Linked DNA regions of Mus musculus: region 1 is linked to region 2. Evidence: chromatin loops called from intact Hi-C (ENCODE). Cell type or tissue: heart. All regions are shown on one strand. Links, peaks and the distances in the headings refer to the core of each region. The heading gives the core; the rest is flanking DNA. Region 1 has its middle 35 kb from the start of Ifi204. Region 2 holds the start of Ifi203 (interferon activated gene 203).

Region 1 (10,329 bases), core at 901-8,900, 140 kb before region 2:
ATTTTCTTCTACTGCATGGCCTCTTCCTGGCCATAGGTAGCTCAGAGAACCAAGTCAGGCATGCAGTTTGCCTGAGGGGAGTCTTTGCTCTTCCCAGATATAGCAGACATAGTCTCTCCATCCTGGGAACTTCTTTTTATATCAACTGAACCCTCTTATACCACAGACTGTAATAACAGTAGGTAACCTTCTGAGGAAAATCATTCAAAACCATATACAAAGAGAAAGAAAGACTGACTTGATATTTGATGTATCAAAGTGGTGACATTGGATTTGGATTTCTTATTTGTTGGGTATACATTTTTCTGTGTAACTTGGGTGTTCTCAAAATGTGGGTCTCCCTGCCTGATCATCCTTATGCTAACTGCTATGGTCCAGAGTTTTATACCAGTATATTTTTTATATTTTAAACCCAGTGACTTTCTAGTGAGAAACGTCTTAACTAAGATCTAACCTAACATCTCTAAGATGCAGGCTTCCACGTAAATATTAGATCATATTTCTTATCAGAAAAGATATTAGAGAAAGTGTAAGATTGTTAACTGAGTATTACATTTATTTTATTTAAATGCCTTTGTTCAAATTTTACCTTATTTTCTAGTTTTTCTACCGTGTTCTACTCTATCTCAAAACTGCTCCTTATTTTATTTACCTCCAATACAAAGGATGTCTATTCTGAAATATGTCAAATTTATTTGTAAGAAAGGATTTCTCAAAATCAGCAAATTTTATATCAAATTTGTATATATTCCAAATGTTTCAACCCCTATAGTTCCCAATGGAAATGGGGCAGACCAGCTGTGATCACGCAGGGAGCTAGCAAGTTTGGGAAGTGTGGAGAAAGGGTGAGTGCTCACGCAGGGTGCCCCCTGTTACCTTTTGCCTTCTTTGTTTTAAGTTTTTTAGCAAGGTCTTTAAGATCTTTTATGTGCTCACACACTTTTATCAGTTTGTCTAGTCCAGCTTCTTTGGGGAACTTGTCCTCCATCCAGTCTGCCAGCTGAATCCTGTCATAATCTTCTTGCAATTTTTTAGTAAGTTTTAGTTCTTTTCTTAGTAAGGATTTGACTGTCCTAAACTGATAGTCCCCCATGTTCTCTAAGCCTTCTAGAAGAACAATTTTCTTGTATTCAGCCATCGTCTCTCAAATTATAGATGAACCTAAAAAAAAAAATCAAAGAAGAAAACCTAAAAAAAAAATAAAAATTAAAGACACAGGATTACAAACATATTCAGACATTTTTCGAGGCAGGATATTCCCATGTGAGTGAACAACCATTAATAATGTAGTGTATAATTGTGTGTGATAAAGAGAGTTAAAGACAAGGTGCACCACTGTACAAAATATATATAGAACTTCTGTATTAATAAACAAGTCTAGGAAAAATCTCCCCTTAAATATTAAGTGATTTAGGTCACTGGCAGTTGTGGTAGGGGAAAGGGTTGAATCAGAAATTGTAGTGTTTAAAGTATGGGTTATAAGTGCTAAAATACTTTTCTCATTATTTATTGGTGTTGAAGCACCTGAATGAACAATGGCTGACGTCTCATGGCCTATGCTATGCTAAGGCACTGACCCTTGTCTATTAGGCTTTGCCCCAAACACCTCTCTTTAGAATTCTGTCTCCCCTGGAGTTGGATTGTATTTGATGGATCCTTTCTGCTTATAGAACTATCAATTTCCCAACCATCTACATACTTTTCAGAGTCTAGCTGTAGAGTTCACTTGATGGAATTATGTCAACAGTTTCTTTCTTTCTTTCTTTCTTCTTCTTCTTTTTTTTTTTTTTTTTGGACAGGGTTTCTCTGTGTAGCCCTGGCTGTCCTGGAACTCACTCTGTAGACCAGGCTGGTCTTGAACTCAGAAATCTGCCTGCCTCTGCCTCCCAAGTGCTGGGATTAAAGGCATGCTTCACCACCACCCAGCTTCAATAGATTCTTGATTTTATCCTTTCAAGCTTTGCCTTAGTGAGTCTTACTTGTATATAGTCACTATTTTCTACCTACTATCTTTAAATCCTCTCAAAATTTTTAATAATTTCTTAATTTATTAAAAATATCCCTTCATCCTAAAATATATTGGAAGCCCTTCAATAATCTGTTTATGTTTATTTTTATTCCTGAGATCACATGTTTCAAAATATATAGCATTCCTTCTACTATCAATATTTATGATGTAGCTGATTTCTTTTTCATTGCTTGGAAAGCCATTCTCACATTTTTTTCTCTGGATACTTTCATAAACTTTGAAAATTTAAGAGTTAAATCAGGTGGAGAATGGAAGAGCAGGGGAGTGGAAGGAATGGAAGGAGGGGTAACTAACACTAATTACATTTCAAAAAATTCATACCAAAATCTACTACTGTAGAAGACTCCTTATATATTTATATACACATTAATGTATATATACATATATGCATATATGTGTATAGATGTAAACACACATATATGTATGTATACACACACACACACACAACAGAAGCCATGCTACAAACCCTGGGAATGGTGCAATGGTTTTGTTTTGTGACTAGAGCTTCTTATGGCAATACAATAGATAGATTCCGTCCCATTGACAAGGACCTTTGGATTTACTGGACCTACTGTGGACTCCTGCTCCAATCCTAGGGAGCTCCTATCCTTCAGTTCCTCCTGGCTTTGGCAGTATGGTAAGTTTTAATGCCACTTTGTTAGTCAGGGTTACAGCTGAATTTATGATGAGCCTGGAACTTTTTCTTAAAACAAAGAACTGTTTCTCCTGGCTCTCTCTGGCTGCCTCTATAGTCATCCTGAGCAAGCATCAGGAATCACTAAAGTTAATAATCCTGGCTTACTGAACTGTTCTACAAAAGATATAACTATATTCCAAGAACTTAGGAGACAGTTTCTTTAAAAAAATGACAGTACCAATTTATAGAACAAATAACGAAGTCGTAAAGGGCATAAAAGGTCAGACGTTCCCCCAATGCCAGAAAATCAACAAAGCAATCTAAATCTCCCATTTCCTTGGAGGTAAAAGTACGTGTAGAAACTGCCAGAGAGGATAGAAACTTTTTTCCAAGAGTAAAAAGTTAGGTATTAATCACTATCCTTCTGAGAATGTATCAAGAATAGGATCACAACTATTTCACACAAAAATGATATGTAAGCAATAGAAATTAAATTTCTACCTTTATCTATATAGGTTACATTATATATATAATATATATATATTATCCCCCAAAATCTTATAATGCTTTTAGTATCCTTCCATAACTTGATATCAACGCCACATCCTTGAGTCATAGAATACAGGAAAATCAGCTTATATTGACCCAGAAGCTACATTCTAACTATGCACACTTTGTTGTGCACACTATGTAGAGAAACACAATCAGCAATCTTACCCTTCTGGTCAGAAATACTTTATAAAGAGGGGGAAGAAAAATTCTAGTAGTCAGGGGTGGCAGATGACTACAGGGGCACAGTGTTTGCCAAACTCCGCTGGGAAGTAGCACATCTGAACTCAACACAGTTGTGACACATCAGGAGCCTTGTGCACCTTTATACCAGACAAAAATCACAGAATGAAGTGAGGAGGGGAGGGGGCATTGGACACTAAGTCACATAACCAGCTAAGGAAATTTTGACACTTGATAGCTGCTGAGAAAGGAAGAATCATTCTTATTAAAGGCATATGAGGCCCCTGGTTGGTTGAACAGAAAATGTCCTTGATGGGTTTCAAAAATAAAAGGAAATACCAAGTTGGGTGGGTAGGGGAGGCAGTATATCCCTGGAAGGGATTATGGAAGGGGGAAGAGGGTGAATATAAGCAAAATGCACTTATCAAAGAAAATACAGTTCTTCTATAATGAAAATTTCAAACTTGAGTAGGTGCACCTAAAAGGAAGTACATTACCAAGGTTGAGGGACAGACGGAAGAGAATATAAAGAACATCCTGGGTGAAACAACAGTAGCAGAAGCAAAACAAAACTCTGCTGATTGCCACTCTACCCTGGGAGCGCTAACCAGTCCAATGACAAGGTCTGCCAATTGTTATTTAAGAAATTTACCTATAGGTTGTTTATAAAAGATTCCCCAACAGTAGAGAAATCTAAAATTAAATTCACTAGAAACTAAAGAACATCCTATTTATCTACATTAGTGGAGCTTTAATAGTACCGAAGGCAAAACTATTATTAAATACCATAGAAAGATAAACCCTCCCATCTTAGAAGAAGGTAGTTTTAACTATGGATTTTTCAGTTAATAATAGTGCATGTTCTTCGTCATTATTTCACAGCTCTACTGAAACATGGAATATATCTTCACACAAGTACACGTATCCATGCACATACATATACATCACATACATTCAATATCTGTGAGAGCACACAAATCTGTAATTTTTTAAAAAAGATAAAAAGGAGAACCCACAGGTTTACAGTTAATATGACAGTGTAGTCATTACTGAGTTAGTAGGGTAAAAAGATCTGGAAAAATCTGGAAAGTTTGAGCAGGATAACTGATAAACTTAGCAACATAGGTCTAATCCAGGTACAAATCTCAAATTGACATTTAAATTACAAAGTTTGAGTACACACGGAGTCCTATGCCAGAGGATACAGAAAGCCTTTAAAATATCCTAAAAGTAGACAAAATAGACAACAGAAATGATTGTATTTAACTGACCTTCATAGTCCCTATATTTTATGACAACAAAATAAAAACAAAAATAAATAAAATTTAGCCTATCACAAAGAATAACTTTCATGATGACAAAAAGTTTCTCTCAGTGACTAAATACTATTCTTACTCCCTTTTTTGAAGGGGAGAGAAAGAAAGAGTTACATATGCATATTGAAACAGGAAGTATTTGAATAACTGTATTTGTGATTCTTAGGAACGTTGTACTGCACATGTCCACTAGTTCTCATGCTGTCTAATATTAAAATAAGACCAGATGATGAAGCTCCTTATTCAAATGCATGATTTCACTGAATATTATATCACAGTAATTTTTTATATCACTAAACTGTCTTTTACTCAGTCCAGCCACCAGATTCCCTTGCACCGCCCAGCCCAGGCTACTGAAGCCTTCTTGTTTTCCATTCATTGACACTTATACTTAGGAAGCTAATTTTATAACCTGCACTAATCAAAGCTCATGTTTTCTTACCTCAAGCTCGAAGCATGGAGAAAGAAAGATGCTGTCATCTTCCTGAATGAGGTATCAGAACCTGTTGCAGCAGGTTCACTGCCCTGCTGGCAGCTGAACGATCTGTGCTCACCCCACCAGCCACTGGGAAGAACCACACTGATCCCCTATGTTCTTGTGGGTTTCATGGAGCTATCTCTTCTATATATAAAAGGGGAGAGACTTACCTCCGTGGAAATTTCTCAACAATGTTCAGATTATAAATCTTCAAGTCAGGAAATGCAGTTTCTCTGTTTTGAGTAGAAAGAGAAATGACTCAAAAAAGTACACCAGAATGCATTGCAATCTTATTAAATGCTGAGAAAATGTAGTATTTACAAAATAACGGGGGGGGGGGAACAAGAGAACTGGTTAAAGTAAGTTCCTAGCTTGAGCAGGGCTGGATGTTTTACAGTGTGCTGTCTTCCTGGGAAACAAGATGAAACTGGGCTCCTCCCAGCACTGTTCATAGCTTTCCATTTCCCCAGCTCTTAAAATAGAGCACTTTATTTCCTGTTATTAATGTAATTTCCAGAAAGAAGCATACACACACACACACACACACACACTCACACACACACACACACACACACACAAACACACACACACAGGAGAGAGAGAAATTGCAACACTGCATGTTTTATGTCTAGTAGACTTACAAGTGGGTCACTAGGAATCACTCTCATCTGAAAGAAGATGAATCACAAGGAGATACAAGCGAGTCACTCAGCCACCTCACCCTTCTTTGTTTGTTCAGTATGAAAGTGGTCAGAGGGGAGCGCCTGAGAGTCTGTTGTTCCTTGGATTTGATGAAGCCTGCTACCTCAGCTGTAATACTTTTGTTTCATGCCTGCCAGCTTGTTTGACACAAAAGCAGCTTGACTGTAGGCACAGCCAGTATAGGGGAATGCCAGGGCCAGGAAGCCAGTGTGGGTTGGTTGGTGAGCAGATGGAGGGAGGAGGGGATAGGGAGTCTTCAGTGGGGAAACCAGGAAAGGGGATAACATCCGAAATGTAAATAAAGAAAACATCTAATAAAATGAAAAAAAAAAGAAGATAAAATCATTTTCAAAAAAAGTTTGACTGAAAGAAAGGTCAAGTTGACCATATTCTGAGGCTTAAATAGTCGTCGTCATCATCAAATTCCCAATCTGTAGCCTTCACTCATATAAACTGACCCTGGAAAATAACTCTTGTATCTGAGCTGAGCCCTGTTCAATCAGTCTTGGGGTGTGTGTTCAATAAACCAGCCTTGTTTAACTGAGATCAGTTTCTGAGTGCTTTGTGCTGTGATCTGCGGACCACAACAGTACTTGCTTGAACATTTCCTGAATAGGGAAATATCTGTGATGAATCACTTTTGGTTTAAGCAATTTCCAAAGCATCCATTCATTCATTAGTGGTTCCTAGGCCATATTTCCCCAGAGCATAGTGTTATAAGAAACATACAACTTCAACCTCAGCTTAAAAAAAAAGTAATTGGGCGTAACTGCCCTCTGTACTATGGCTTCACTGTCTTCTATAACTGTTTAAGAAAATGACCCCTGAGAGATTTTTAATGGGAAATGACAGCAGATTGTGGGCTATGTAGTGCCAGCAGATGAAGCCTTGGAAACTCAAGGAAAAAAGCTGAACATCTGGTAGCTTCAGAGCTTAAAGCAGTGTTTGACTGACTGTTTCTTCCTTTGTAGGATAGTGGATGGTGTCTGTACTATTGTTATAGTCAGACATGGGGAAATGCTTTATAGGAAGCTTTAAAGCCAATATAGAAACAGTGCGATTCCAGGGATACCATCATTCATCTGGCAGGGTCCACAGATTTACCTGGGTAGAAAATCATCGAGGTTTGCTTTCCAAGTGCTGGTGTTTGGCAGCTCTTGGAAACCCATGAAATTGGAAAGCGTCTTATCTTCTTTTAACTTCTTCAAGTTCTTTTATTGTTTTAAAGTTTTCATTGTGCAAATCTTTTCCTTCTTTGGTTACTTTCATTCCAAGATATTGTATGTTTTTAGGATTTTAAAAATAGGATTGTTTATTTATTTTTATTCTTTATTTTTATTAGGTATTTTCTTCATTTATATTTCCAATGCTATCCCAAAAGTCCCCCATACCCTCCCCCCCACCCACTCCTCTACCCACCCACTCCCACTTCTTGGCCCTGCCATTCCCCTGTACTGAGGCATATAAAGTTAAATTGGATTTTTATTTATTTACATTTCAAATGTTATCCCCTTTTCCGGTTTCCCCTTGAGAAACTCGCTATCCATCCCTGACTTGACTCTCTCTGCTTCTATGAGGGTGCTCTCACCCACACACTCCTGCCTCCTCGCCCTGGCATTCCCCTACCCTGGGGCATCAAGCCTTCACAGGACCAAGAGCCTCTCTTCTCATTGATGCCCAACAAAGGCCATCCTCTCCTACATATGCAGCTGGAGCCATGGGTCCCTCCATGTGTACTTTTTTTGGTTGGTGGTTTAGTCCCTGGTAGCCAGAGGGGATCTGGTTGGTTGATATTGTTGTTCCCATGGGGTTGGAAAATACTTCACCTCTTTCAGTACTTCCTATAACTCCTTCATTGGGGTCCCTGTGCTCAGTCCAATGGTTGGCTGTGAGAATCCATCTCTGTATTTGTCAGCTCTGGCAGAGCCTCTCAGGAGATGGCTATACCAGGTTCCTGTCAGCAAGCACTTTGGCATCCACAATAGTGTTTGGGTTTGGTGTCTTACATGGGATGGATCCCCAGGTAGGGCAGTCTCTTGATGGCCTTTCCTGTCCTCCATTGCTAAACACCGCTGTTCAAATTCCTTTTCCTCTGTATATCATCCCTCTCTCCTCCCATACCTGATCCTGTCCCCCTTCCCCTCTCCTCTTCCTCTCTTCCTCTCAAGTCCCTTCCACACTCTTCTCCCATGAGTATTTTGCTCCTCCTCCTAAAAAGTACTGAGGCATCCACACTTTGGTCCTCCTTCTTCTTGAGCTTTATATGATCTGTGAATTGTATCTCGGGTATCCTGAACTTCTGGGCTAATATCCACTTATCAGTGATTGCATACCATGTGTGTTCATTTGTGACTGGGTTATCTCACTCAGGATATTTTCTAGTTCCATCCATTTGCTAAGAATTTCATGAAGTCATTGTTTTTAATAGCTGAGTAGTACTCCATTATGTAAATGGAGCACACTTTCTGTATCCATTTTTCTGAGGGCATCTGAGTTGTTTCCAGCTTCTGGCTATTATAAATAAGACTGATATGAACAGAGTAGAGGATGTGTCTTTGTTATATGTTGCAACATCTTTGAGTATATCCCCAGGAGTGGTATGGCTGTGACCTCAGGTAGTACTACATCCTATTTTCTGAGGAACTGCCAGACTGATTTTCACAGTGGTTGTACCAGCTTTCAATCCCTCCAACAACAGAGGAGTATTCCTCTTTCTCCACATCCTTGCCAGCATCTGCTGTCACCTGAGTTTTTCGATCTTAGCCATTCTTACTGGTGTGAGGTGTAATCACAGGGTTGTTTTGATTTGCATTTCCCTGATGACTAAGGATGTTGAACATTTCTTTAGGTGCTTCTTGGCTATTCGATATTCCTTAGTTGAGAATTCTTTGTTAGCTTTGTACTCCATTTTTGATAGGATTATTTGATCCTCTGGAGCCTAACTTCTTGAGTTCTTTTTATATATTGAATATTAGCCCTCTATTGTATGTAGGATTGGTAAAGGTATTTTTCCAACCTGTTGGTTGCCATTTTGTCCTATTGACACTGTCCTTTGCCAAATGAGACATTAATGTAGTTTTTGTCTTTCATTATGTTTGAATGTGGATCACTTTTATAAATTTATATATGTTGAATCTCTTCTCTAGGCAGAGTCAAATATCTCTGAATTGTGCTTCTGTCAAAGAAATTACGGGTATATATATATATATATATATATATATATATATATATATATATATATATATATATATATATATACCCCCTGAATCAGAGTCTGTGGCACGAAGCCTTCTTGACCATGGTGCATGATCTTTTTTATGTATTCTTAGATTTCGTTTGCTAGTATTTTATTGAGATTTTTTTTTGTAGGTCTAGTCGTGACAGAATTTGGAAAGTAATTCTATTTCTTTGCTGGGTCTTTATGTGGTTTAAATATTAGAGTAACTGTGGTCTCTTAAAATGAACTGGGCTATATTAATTCTGTTTCTATTTTCTGAAATAATCTGAAGAGTGTTAATTTTTCTTTGAAAACCTAATAGAATTTTGTATTAAAGCCACCCGGGCTTGGGCTTTGTTGTTTTTAGGAGACTTAATTACTGCCTCTCTAATACTAAGGGAATATATCTGTTTAAATTGCTTTTCTGATCGTGATTTAACTTTGGTAGGTGGTATATATCAAGAAAAATATTCATTCCTTTTAGATTTTTCCAATTTGGTGGAGTACAGATTTTAAAGTAGGTCCTTTTAAGTCTCTGGATTTCATCACTGTCTGTTGTTCTGTCCCCCTTTGCCTCTAATTTTGTTAGTTTGTATCCTCTCTCACAGCCTTTGGAAAGTTTGGTTAAGGACTTAACAATCATTGATTTTTCTCAAAGAACCAACTCCTTTTTTAAAAAGCATATATTTATGGAACTTTTATTATTATATATTATTTCTGATTCACAACATATATTTTTTGACAGAAACCAACAGCAGAAAATCATATTTGTGTCAAGAAGAACTAACTTGGTGTCCAATTTTATATTTTATTAATTTTTGTTTTTAATTTATCTTAATATTAAGGAATAGTAGGAAATTTACCTAGTTTATATGGTAGTTGTTAAAAATAAAATTACAAATGTTTTCAATGTCCTAACTAAATACTAAGTTATTAGTAAGTCAAATATACTTACTAGTGTGTTGATCCAAATTACTTAATAACCATTAATAGGAGGTATTATTTATTAAGTTATTTAATTGCCTTACAGCCTGATTCTTTCTTCCCATCCATCCTCTCTTCCTAGTCTCTCCCTCACCACTTCTCTACCTCTAGTTCTTCTACTTCTCCTTTTTTTTCTCCCTTGGGTGTCAACCATCCTTGGCTTATCAAATTGTAGTGAACAGCCATCTCCTGTAACCAGAGAAGACTTCCAATGGAAGTCCACAAATCCAGCTA
Region 2 (10,329 bases), core at 1,377-9,376:
TTTTCTAGTTTTTCTACCATGTTCTAATCTATCTCAAAACTGATTATTATTTTATTTACCTCCAATACAAAGGATGTCTATTCTGAAATATGTCAAACTTATTTGTAAGAAAGGATTTCTTAAAATCAGCAAATTTTATATCAAATTTGTATATATTCCAAACGTTTCAACCCCTATATTTCCCAAGGTACACAATGGATATGGGGCATATCAGCTGTGATCATACAGGGAGTTAGCAAGTTTGGGAAGCCTGGAGAAAGGGTGAGTGCTCACTCAGGGTTTCCCCTATTACCTTTTGCCTTCTCTGTTTTAAGTTTTTTAGCAAGGTCTTTAAGATCTTTTATGTGCTCACACACTTTTATCAGTTTGTCTAGTCCAGCATCTTTGGGGAACTTGTCCTCAATCCAGTCCGCCAGCTGAATCCTATCATAATCTTCTTGCATTTTTTTAGTAAGTTTTAGTTCTTTTCTTAGTAAGGACTTGACTGTCCTAAACTGATAGTCCTCCATGTTCTCTAATCCTTTTAGAAGAACAATATTCTTGTATTCAGCCATCATCTCTCAAATTATAGATTAACCTAAAAAAAATTAAAGACACAGGATTACAAAATATTCAGACATATTCAAGACAGGATATTCTCATGTGAGTGAACAACCATTAATAATGTAGTGTATAATTGTGTGTGATAAAGAGAGTTAAAGACAAGGTGCACCACTGTACAAAATATATGTAGAACTTCTGTATTAATAAACAAGTCTAGGAAAAATCTCCCCCTTAACTATTAAGTGATTTAGGTCACTGGCAGTTGTGGTAGGGGAAAGGGTTGAATCAGTAATTGTAGTGTTTAAAGTACAGGTTATAAGTGCTAAAATACTTCTTTCATTCTTTATTGGTGTTGAAGCACCTGAATGAACAATGGCTGAAGTCTCATGGCCTATGCTATGCTAAGGCACTGACCCTTGTCTATTAGGCTTTGCCCCAAACACCTCTCTTTAGAATTCTGTCTCACCTGGAGTTGGATTGCATTTGATGGATCCTTTCTGCTCATAAAACTATCAATTTCCCAACCATCTACATACTTTTCAGAGTCTAGCTGTAGAGTTCACTTGATGGAATTATGTCAACAGTTTCTTTTTTTCTTTCCTCTTTCTTTCTTTCTTTCTTTCTTTCTTTCTTTCTTTCTTTCTTTCTTTCTTTCTTTCTTTCTTTTTTTTTTTTTTTGAGACAGGGTTTCTCTGTGTAGCCCTGGCTGTCCTGAAACTCACTCTGTAGACTAGGCTGGCCTTTAACTCAGAAATCTGCCTGTGTCTGCCTCCCAAGTGCTGGGATTAAAGGCATGCTCTACCACTGCCCAGCGTCAATAGTTTCTTGATTGTATCCTTTCAAGCTTTGCCTTAGTGAGTCTTACTTGTACATAGTCACTATTTTCTACCTACTATCTTTAAATCCTCTCAAAATGTTTAATAATTTCTTAATTTATTAAAAATATCCCTTCATCCTGAAATATATTGGAAGCCCTTCAATAATCTATTTATGTTTATTTTTATTCCTGAGATCATATGTTTCAAAATATACAGCATTCCTTCCACTGTCAATATTTATGATGTAGTTGATTTCTTTTTCATTGCTTGGAAAGCCATTCTCACATTTCTTTCTCTGGATACATTCATAAACTTTGAAAATCTAAGAGTTAAATCAGGTGGAGAATGGAAGAGCAGGGTAGTGGAAGGAATGGAGGGAGGGGTAACTAACACTATTTACATTTCAAAAAAGTTCATACCAAAATCTACTACTGTAGAAGATTCCTTATATATTTATATACACATTAATGTATATATACATATATGTATATATGTGTATATATGTATACACACATATAAGTATGTATACACACACATCAGAAGCCATGCTGCAAACCCTGGGAATGGTGCAATGGTTTTGTTTTGTGACTAGAGCTTCTTATGGCAAGGCCCAGATAGATTCAGTTCCATTGACAAGGACCTTTGGATTTACTGTACCTACTATGGACTCCTGCTCCAATCCTAGGGAGCTCCTATGCTTCAGTTCCTCCTGGCTTTGGCAGTATGGTAAGGTTTAGTTTCACTTTGTCAGTCATGGTTACAGCTGAATTTATGATGAGCCTGGAACTTTTTCTTAAAACAAAAAACTGTTTCCCCTGGCTCTCTCTTGCTGCCTCTACAGTCATCCTGAGCAAGCATCAGGAATTCAATAAAGTTAATGACCCTGGCTTACTGAACTGTTCTACAAAAGATATAACTATATTCCAAGAACTTAGGAGACAGTTTCTTTTAAAAAATGACAGTACCAATTTATAGAACAAATAACAAAGAAATAAAGGGCATAAAAGGTCAGACTTTCCCCCAATGCCAGAAAATCAACAAAGGAATCTAAATCTCCCATTCCCTTGGAGGTAAAAGTACATGTAGAACCTGCCAGAGAGAATAGAAACTTTTTTCCAAGAGTTAAGAGTTAGGGATTAATCACTATCCTTCTGAGAATGTATCAAGAATAGGACCACAACTATTTCACACAAAAATGATATGTAAGCAATAGAAATTAAATTTATACTTTTATCTATATAGGTTACTATATATATATATATATATATATATATATATATATATATATATATATATCCCAAAATCTTCCATAACGATATAGATGTCACATCCTTGAGTCATAGAATACAGGAAAATCAGTTTAACTGACCCAGAAGCTACATTCTAACTATGCACACTTTGTTGTGCACACTATGCAGAGGAACACAATCAGCAATCTTACCCTTCTGCTCAGAAATACTTTATAAAGAGGGGGAAGAAAAATTCTAGTAGTCAGGGGTGGCAGATGACTACAGGGGCACAGTGTTTGCCAAACTCCACTGGGAAGTAGCACATGTGAGCTCAAAACAGTTGTGAAGCATCCTGAGCCTTGTGCACGTTTATGCAAGACAAAAATCACAGAAGGAAGTTAGGAGGGGAGTGGGCATTGGACACTAAGTCCCATAACGAGCTAAGGAAGTTTTGACACTTGATAGCTGCTGAGGAAAAAAAGAACCATTCTTATTAAAGGCATATGAGGCCTCTATTTGGTTGAACAGAAACTGTCCTTGATGGGTTTAAAAAACAAAAGGAAATACCGAGTTTAGTGGGTAGGGTAGACAGTATGTCCCTGGAAGGGATTATGGAAGGGGGTAGAGGGTGAATATAAGCAAAATGCACTTATCAAAGAAAATACGGTTCTCCTATAATGAAAATTTCAAACTTGAGTAGGTGCACCTAAAAGGAAGTACATCACCAACGTTGACGGACAGATGGAAGAGAACATAAAGAACATCACAGGTGAAATAACAGTAGCAGAAGCAAAACAAAACTCTGCTGATTGCCACTCTACCCGGGGGGACCTAACCAGTCCAATGACAAGGTCTGCCAATTGTTATTTAAGAAATTTACCTATAGGTTGTTCATAAAAGATTCCCCAACAGTGGAGAAATCTAAAATTAAATTCTCTAGAAACTAAAGAACATCCTATTTATCTACATTAGTGGAGCTTTAATAGAACCGAAGGCAAAACTATTATTAAATACCACAGAAAGATAAACTCTCCCATCTTAGAAGAACGTAGTTTTAACTATGGATTTATCAGTTAATAATAGTGCATGTTCTTCGTCATTATTTCACAGCTCTATTGAAACATGAATATATCTTCACACAAGTACACGTATCCATGCACATACATATACATCACATACATTCAATATCTGTGAGAGCACACAAATCTGTAAATTTTTTAAAAAGATAAAAAGGAGAACCCACAGGTTTACAGTTAATATGACAGTGTAGTCATTACTAAGTTAGTAGGGTAAAAAGATCTGGAAAAATTTGGAAAGTTTGAGCAGGATAACTGAGAAACTTAGCAAGATAGGTCTAATCCAGGTACAAATCTCAAATTGACATTTAAATTACAAAGTTTGAGTACACACGGAGTCCTATGCCAGAGGATACAGAAAGCCTTTAAAATATCCTAAAAGTAGACAAAATAGACAACAGAAATGATTGTATTTAACTGACCTTCATAGTCCCTATATTTTATGACAACAAAATAAAAACAAAAATAAATAAAATTTAGCCTATCACAAAGAATAACTTTCATGATGACAAAAAGTTTCTCTCAGTGACTAAATACTATTCTTACTCCCTTTTTTGAAGGGGAGAGAAAGAAAGAGTTACATATGCATATTGAAACAGGAAGTATTTGAATAACTGTATTTGTGATTCTTAGGAAAGTTTTACTGCACATGTCCACTAGTTCTCATGCTGTCTAATATTAAAATAAGACCAGATGATGAAGCTCATTGTTCAAATGCATGTTTTCACTGAATATTATATCACAGTAAATTTTTATATCACTAACCTGTCTTTTACTCAGTCCAGCCACCAGATTCCCGTGCACCGCCCAGCCCAGGCTACTGAAGCCTTCTTGTTTTCCATTTATTGACTTTATACTTAGGAAGCTAATTTTATAACCTGCACTAATCAAAGCTCATGTTTTCTTACCACAAGCTCGAGGGATGGAGAAAGAAAGATGCTGTCATCTTCCTGAATGTGGTATCAGAACCTGTTGCAGCAGGTTCACTGCCCTGCTGGCAGCTGAACAATCTGTGCTCTCCCCACCAGCCACTGGGAAGAACCACACTGATCCCCTATGTTCTTGTGGGTTTCATGGAGCTATCTCTTCTATATATAAAAGGGGAGAGACTTACCTCAGTGAAATTTCTCAGCAATGTTCAGATGATAAATCTTCAGCAAGTCAGGAAATGGGGTTTCTCTGTTTTGAGTAGAAAGAGAAATGACTCAAAAAAGTACACCAGAATGCATTGCAATCTCATTAAATGCTGAGAAAATGTAGTATTTACAAAATAACAGGGAGGGGGGCAAGAGAACTGGTTAAAGTAAGTTCCTAGCTTGAGCAGGGCTGGATGTCTTACAGTGTGCTGTCTTCCTGGGGAGACTTAAGATGAAATTGGGCTCCTCCCAGCACTGTTCATAGCTTTCGATTTCCCCAGCTCTTAAAATAGAGCACTTTATTTCCTGTTATTAATGTAATTTCTAGAAAGAAGCATACACACACACACACACAGGAGAGAGAGAAATTGCAACACTGCATGTTTTATGTCTAGTAGACTTACAAGTGGGTCACTAGGAATCACTCTCATCTGAAAGAAGATGAATCACAAGGAGATACAAGCGAGTCACTCAGCCACCTCACCCTTCTTTGTTTGTTCAATATGAAAGTGGTCAGAGGGGAGCTCCTCAGAGTCTGTTGTTCCTTGGAATTGATGAAGCCTGCTACCTTAGCTGTAATACTTTTGTTTCATGCCTGCCAGCTTGTTTGACACAAAAGCAGCTTGACTGTAGGCACAGCCAGTAATGGGGAATGCCAGGGCCAGGAAGCCAGTGTGGGTTGGTTGATGAGCAGATGGAGGGAGGAGGGGATAGGGAGTCTTCAGTGGGGAAACCAGGAAAGGGGATAACATCCTAAATGTAAATAAAGAAAACATCTAATAAAAAGAAAAAGAAAAAAGAAGATAAAAACATTTTAAAATTAAAAGAAAAAGTTTGACTGAAAGAAAGGTCAAGTTGACCATATTCTGAGGCTTAAATAGTCGTCATCATCATCAGAAATTACCAATCCATAGCCTTCACTCAGAGCAAAGAAAGATAGAGGACAGCTTGAAAAAAAAAAGACTTGGAAAAAGGTTGACCACCCTACAGCCCTCCCCTCACCCGCTTATGAGCTCATTATGATTTTCTGCCTATATAAACTGACCCTGGAAAATAGCTCTTGTATCTGAGCTGAGCCCCTGTTCAATCAGTCTTAGGGTGTGTGTTCAATAAACCAGCCCTGTTTAACTGAGATCCGTTTCTGGGTGCTTTGTGCTGTGATCTGCAGACCACAACAGTACTTGCTTGAACATTTCCTGAATAGGGAAATATCTGTGATGGATCACTTTTGGTTTAAGCACTTTCCAAAGCATCCATTCATTCATTAGTGGTTCCTAGGCCATATTTTCCCAGAGCATAGTGTTATGAGAAACATACAACTGCAACCTCAGCTTAAAAAAAAAAAAGTAATTGGGCAGTAACTGCCCTCTGTACTATAGCTTCACTGTCCTCTATAAGTGATTAAGAAAATGACCCCTGAGAGATTTTTAATGGGAAAAGACAGCAGATTGTGGGCTATGTAGTGCCAGCAGATGAAGCCTTGGAAACTCAAGGAAAAAAGCTGAACATCTGGTAGCTTCAGAGCTTAAAGCAGTGTTTGACTGACTGTTTCTTCCTTTGTAGGATAGTGGATGGTGTCTGTACTACTGTTATAGTGAGACATGGGGGAAAAGGACACCAACTACTACTGGATGCTTTATAGGAAGCTTTAAAGTCAATATAAAAACAGTGCGATTCCAGGGATACCATCACTCATCTGGCAGGGTCCACAGATTTACTTGGGTAGAAAATCATCGAGGTTTGCTTTCCAAGTGCTGGTGTTTGGCAGCTCTTGGAAACCCATGAAATTGGAAAGCCTCTTGTCTTCTTTTAACTTCTTCAAGTTCTTTTATTGTTTTAAAGTTTTCATTGTGCAAATCTTTTCCTTCTTTGGTTACTTTCATTCCAAAATATTGTATGTTTTTAGGATTTTAAAAATAGGATTGTTTACTTATTTTTATTCTTGACATGTTTGTCATTTTTTATTAGGTATTTTCTTCATTTACATTTCCAATGCTATTCCAAAAGTCCCCCATACCCTCCCCCACCCACTCTTTTACCCACCTACTCCCACTTCTTGGCCCTGCCATTCCCCTGTACTGAGGCATATAAAGTTAAATTGGATTTTTATTTATTTACATTTCAAATGTTATCCCCTTTTCCGGTTTCCCCTTGAGAAACTCCCTATCTATCCCTAACTTGACTCTCTCTGCTTCTATGAGGGTGCTCTCACCCACACACTCCTGCCTCCTCGCCCTGGCATTCCCCTACACTGGGGCATCAACCCTTCACAGGACCAAGAGCCTCTCTTCCCATTGATGCCCAACAAAGGCCATCCTCTGCTACATATGCAGCTGGAGCCATGGGTCCCCCCATGTGTACTTTTTTGGTTGGTGGTTTAGTCCCTGGTAGCCAGAGGGGATCTGGTTGGTTGATATTGTTGTTGTTCCCATGGGGTTGGAAAATACTTCACCTCTTTCAGAACTTCCTTCATTGGGGTGCCTGTGCTCAGTCCAATGGTTGGCTGTGAGAATCCATCTCTGTATTTGTCAGCTCTGGCAGAGCCTCTCAGGAGACAGCTATACCAGCCTCCTGTCAGCAAGCACTTTGGCATCCACAATAGTGTTTGGGTTTGGTGTCTTACATGGGATGGATCCCCAGGTAGGGCAGTCTCTTGATGGCCTTTCCTGTCCCCCATTGCTAAACACCGCTGTTCAAATTCCTTTTCCTTTGTATATCATCCCTCTCTCCTCCCATACCTGATCCTGTCCCCCTTCCCCTCTCCTCTTCCTCTTGTCCTCTCAAGTCCCTTCCACACTCTTATCCCATGAGTACTTTGCTCCTCCTCCTAAAAAGTACTGAGGCATCCACACTTTGGTCCTCCTTCTTCTTGAGCTTCATATGATCTGTGAATTGTATCTTGGGTATCCTGAGCTTCTGGGCTAATATCCATTTATCAGTGACTGCAGACCATGTGTGTTCTTTTGTGACTGGGTTATCTCACTCAGGATATTTTCTAGTTCCATCCATTTGCTAAGAATTTCATGAAGTCGTTGTTTTTAATAGATGAGTAGTACTCCATTATGTAAATGGAGCACACTTTCTGTATCCATTTTTCTGAGGGCATCTGAGTTGTTTCCAGCTTCTGGCTATTATAAATAAGGCTGATATGAACAGAGTAGAGGATGTGTCTTTGTTATATGTTGCAACATCTTTGAGTATATGCCCAGGAGTGGTATGGCTGTGTCCTCAGGTAGTACTACATCCAATTTTCTGAGGAACTGCCAGACTGATTTTCACAATGGTTGTACCAGCTTTCAATCCCACCAACAACAGAGGAGTGTTCCTCTTTCTCCACATCCTTGCCAGCATCTGCTGTCACCTGAGTTTTTCGATCTTAGCCATTCTTACTGGTGTGAGGTGTAATCACAGGGTTGTTTTGATTTGCATTTCCCTGATGACTAAGGATGTTGAACATTTCTTTAGGTGCTTCTTGGCTATTCGATATTCCTTAGTTGAGAATTCTTTGTTAGCTTTGTACTCCATTTTTGATAGGATTATTTGATCCTCTGGAGCCTAACTTCTTGAGTTCTTTTTATATATTGAATATTAGCCCTCTATTGGATGTAGGATTGGTAAAGATCTTTTTCCAACCTGTTAGTTGCCATTTTGTCCTATTGACACTGTCCTTTGCCTAATGAGACATTCATGTAGTTTTTGTCTTTCATTATGTTTGAATGTGGATCACTTTTATAAATTTATATATGTTGAATCTCTTCTCTAGGTAGAGTCAAATATCTCTGAATTGTGCTTCTGTCAAAGAAATTACGGGCATATACATATATATATATATGTATACCTCCTGAATCAGAGTCTGTGGCACGCAACCTTCTTGACCATGGTGCATGATCTTTTTTATGTATTCTTAGATTTCGTTTGCTAGTATTTTATTGAGATTTTTTTTTGTAGGTCTAGTCGTGACAGAATTTGGAAAGTAATTCTATTTCTTTGCTGGGTCTTTATGTGGTTTAAATATTAGAGTAACTGTGGTCTCTTAAAATGAACTGGGCTATATTGATTCTGTTTCTATTTTCTGAAATAATCTGAAGAGTGTTAATTTTTCTTTGAAAAACCTAATAGAATTTTGTATTAAAGCCACCCGGGCTTGGGCTTTGTTGTTTTGAGGAGACTTAATTACTGCCTCTCTAATACTAAGGGAATATATCTGTTTAAATTGCTTTTCTGATCTTGATTTAACTTTGGTAGGTGGTATATATCAAGAAAAATATTCATTCCTTTTAGATTTTTCTAATTTGGTGGAGTACAGATTTTAAAGTATGTCCTTTTAAGTCTCTGGATTTCATCACTGTCTGTTGTTCTGTCCCCCTTTGCCTCTAATTTTGTTAGTTTGTATCCTCTCTCACAGCCTTTGGAAAGTTTGGTTAAGGACTTAACAATCATTGATTTTTCTCAAAGAACCAACTCCTTTTTTAAAAAGCATATATTTATGGAACTTTTATTATTATATATTATTTCTGATTCACAACATATATTTTTTTGACAGAAACCAACAGCAGAATATCATATTTGTGTCAAGAAGAACGAACTTGGTGTCCAATTTTATATTTTATTAATTTTTGTTTTTAATTTATTTTAATATTAAGGAATAGTAGGAAATTTACCTAGTTTATATGGTAGTTGTTAAAAATAAAATTACAAATGTTTTCAATGTCCTAACTAAATACTAAGTTATTAGTAAGACAAATATACTTACTAATGTGTTGATCCAAATTACTTAATAACCATTAATAGGAGGTATTACTTATTAAGTTATTTAATTGCCTTACAGCCTGATTCTTTCTTCCCATCCATCCTCTCTTCCTAGTCTCTCCCTTACCACTTCTCTACCTCTAGTTCTTCTACTTCTCCTTTTTTTTCTCTCGTGGGTGTCAACCATCCTTGGCTTATCAAATTGTAGTGAACAGCCATCTCCAGTAACCAGAGAAGACTTCCAATGGAAGTCCACAAATCCAGCTACAATACCTTCAAACCACAATTTTTCTTGTCTACAAGATGTGTAGGGGTAAAAATGAAAGAGAGATTAAGGGAAGGGCCAACCAATGACTGGCCCAACTTGAGACCCATCCCATGTTAGAAAGTCATTCCTGATGAATGGATTTATCTCCAAAGGTTATCTTGCCCTTTCATGAAATACCCTTTCATCCATCTTTATTACTGCTCTATTTACAATATCCAGGAATGGAATATTCAAGGTGTCTATCAAATGATGAATGGATAATTGAATATAGTACATTTACAAATAGAGTATTATTCAGTTGTTAAGAAAATAATAAATGATGAAATTTGTATAGAAATGGATTAATCTGGAAACAATCATTATAAGTGAGATAACCCAGACTCAGAAAGACTAGAATTATATGTTTCTTCTTATTGTTAGATATCAGCTTTGAATCTTCAGATTATTGTGTTTTATTTCAAATAATCATAAAGGTCAGGGAATTCATAAGGGGCCATGAAGAAACCTACT

What was found. A loop is a pair of places that touch in the nucleus more often than their neighbours do. Peaks named below come from ENCODE experiments on the same cell type or tissue, not always from the same donor. Only the 100,000 strongest peaks of a DNase experiment are listed, where the experiment ranks them.
Region 1: a loop joins it to region 2, with 2.1 times the contacts of the local background. A loop is called at or near these places in 10 of 42 quality-filtered maps.

Annotation. Positions count from the first base shown.
Region 1 is chr1:173,797,134-173,807,462 of GRCm38, forward strand. It overlaps the pseudogene Ifi203-ps. Among named protein-coding and RNA genes, the nearest start is that of Ifi204, 35 kb to the left of the region's middle. In heart, for the core only: no CTCF peak of the experiment used is centred there; DNase peaks (open chromatin) are centred at 5,708 and 5,928.
Region 2 is chr1:173,937,450-173,947,778 of GRCm38, forward strand. It overlaps Ifi203 (interferon activated gene 203), which reads right to left and starts at 5,043. Exons shown (of 10, transcript NM_001302649.1): 1 at 5,006-5,043; 2 at 4,781-4,845; 3 at 293-577. The coding sequence starts at 557. In heart, for the core only: no CTCF peak of the experiment used is centred there; a DNase peak (open chromatin) is centred at 5,092.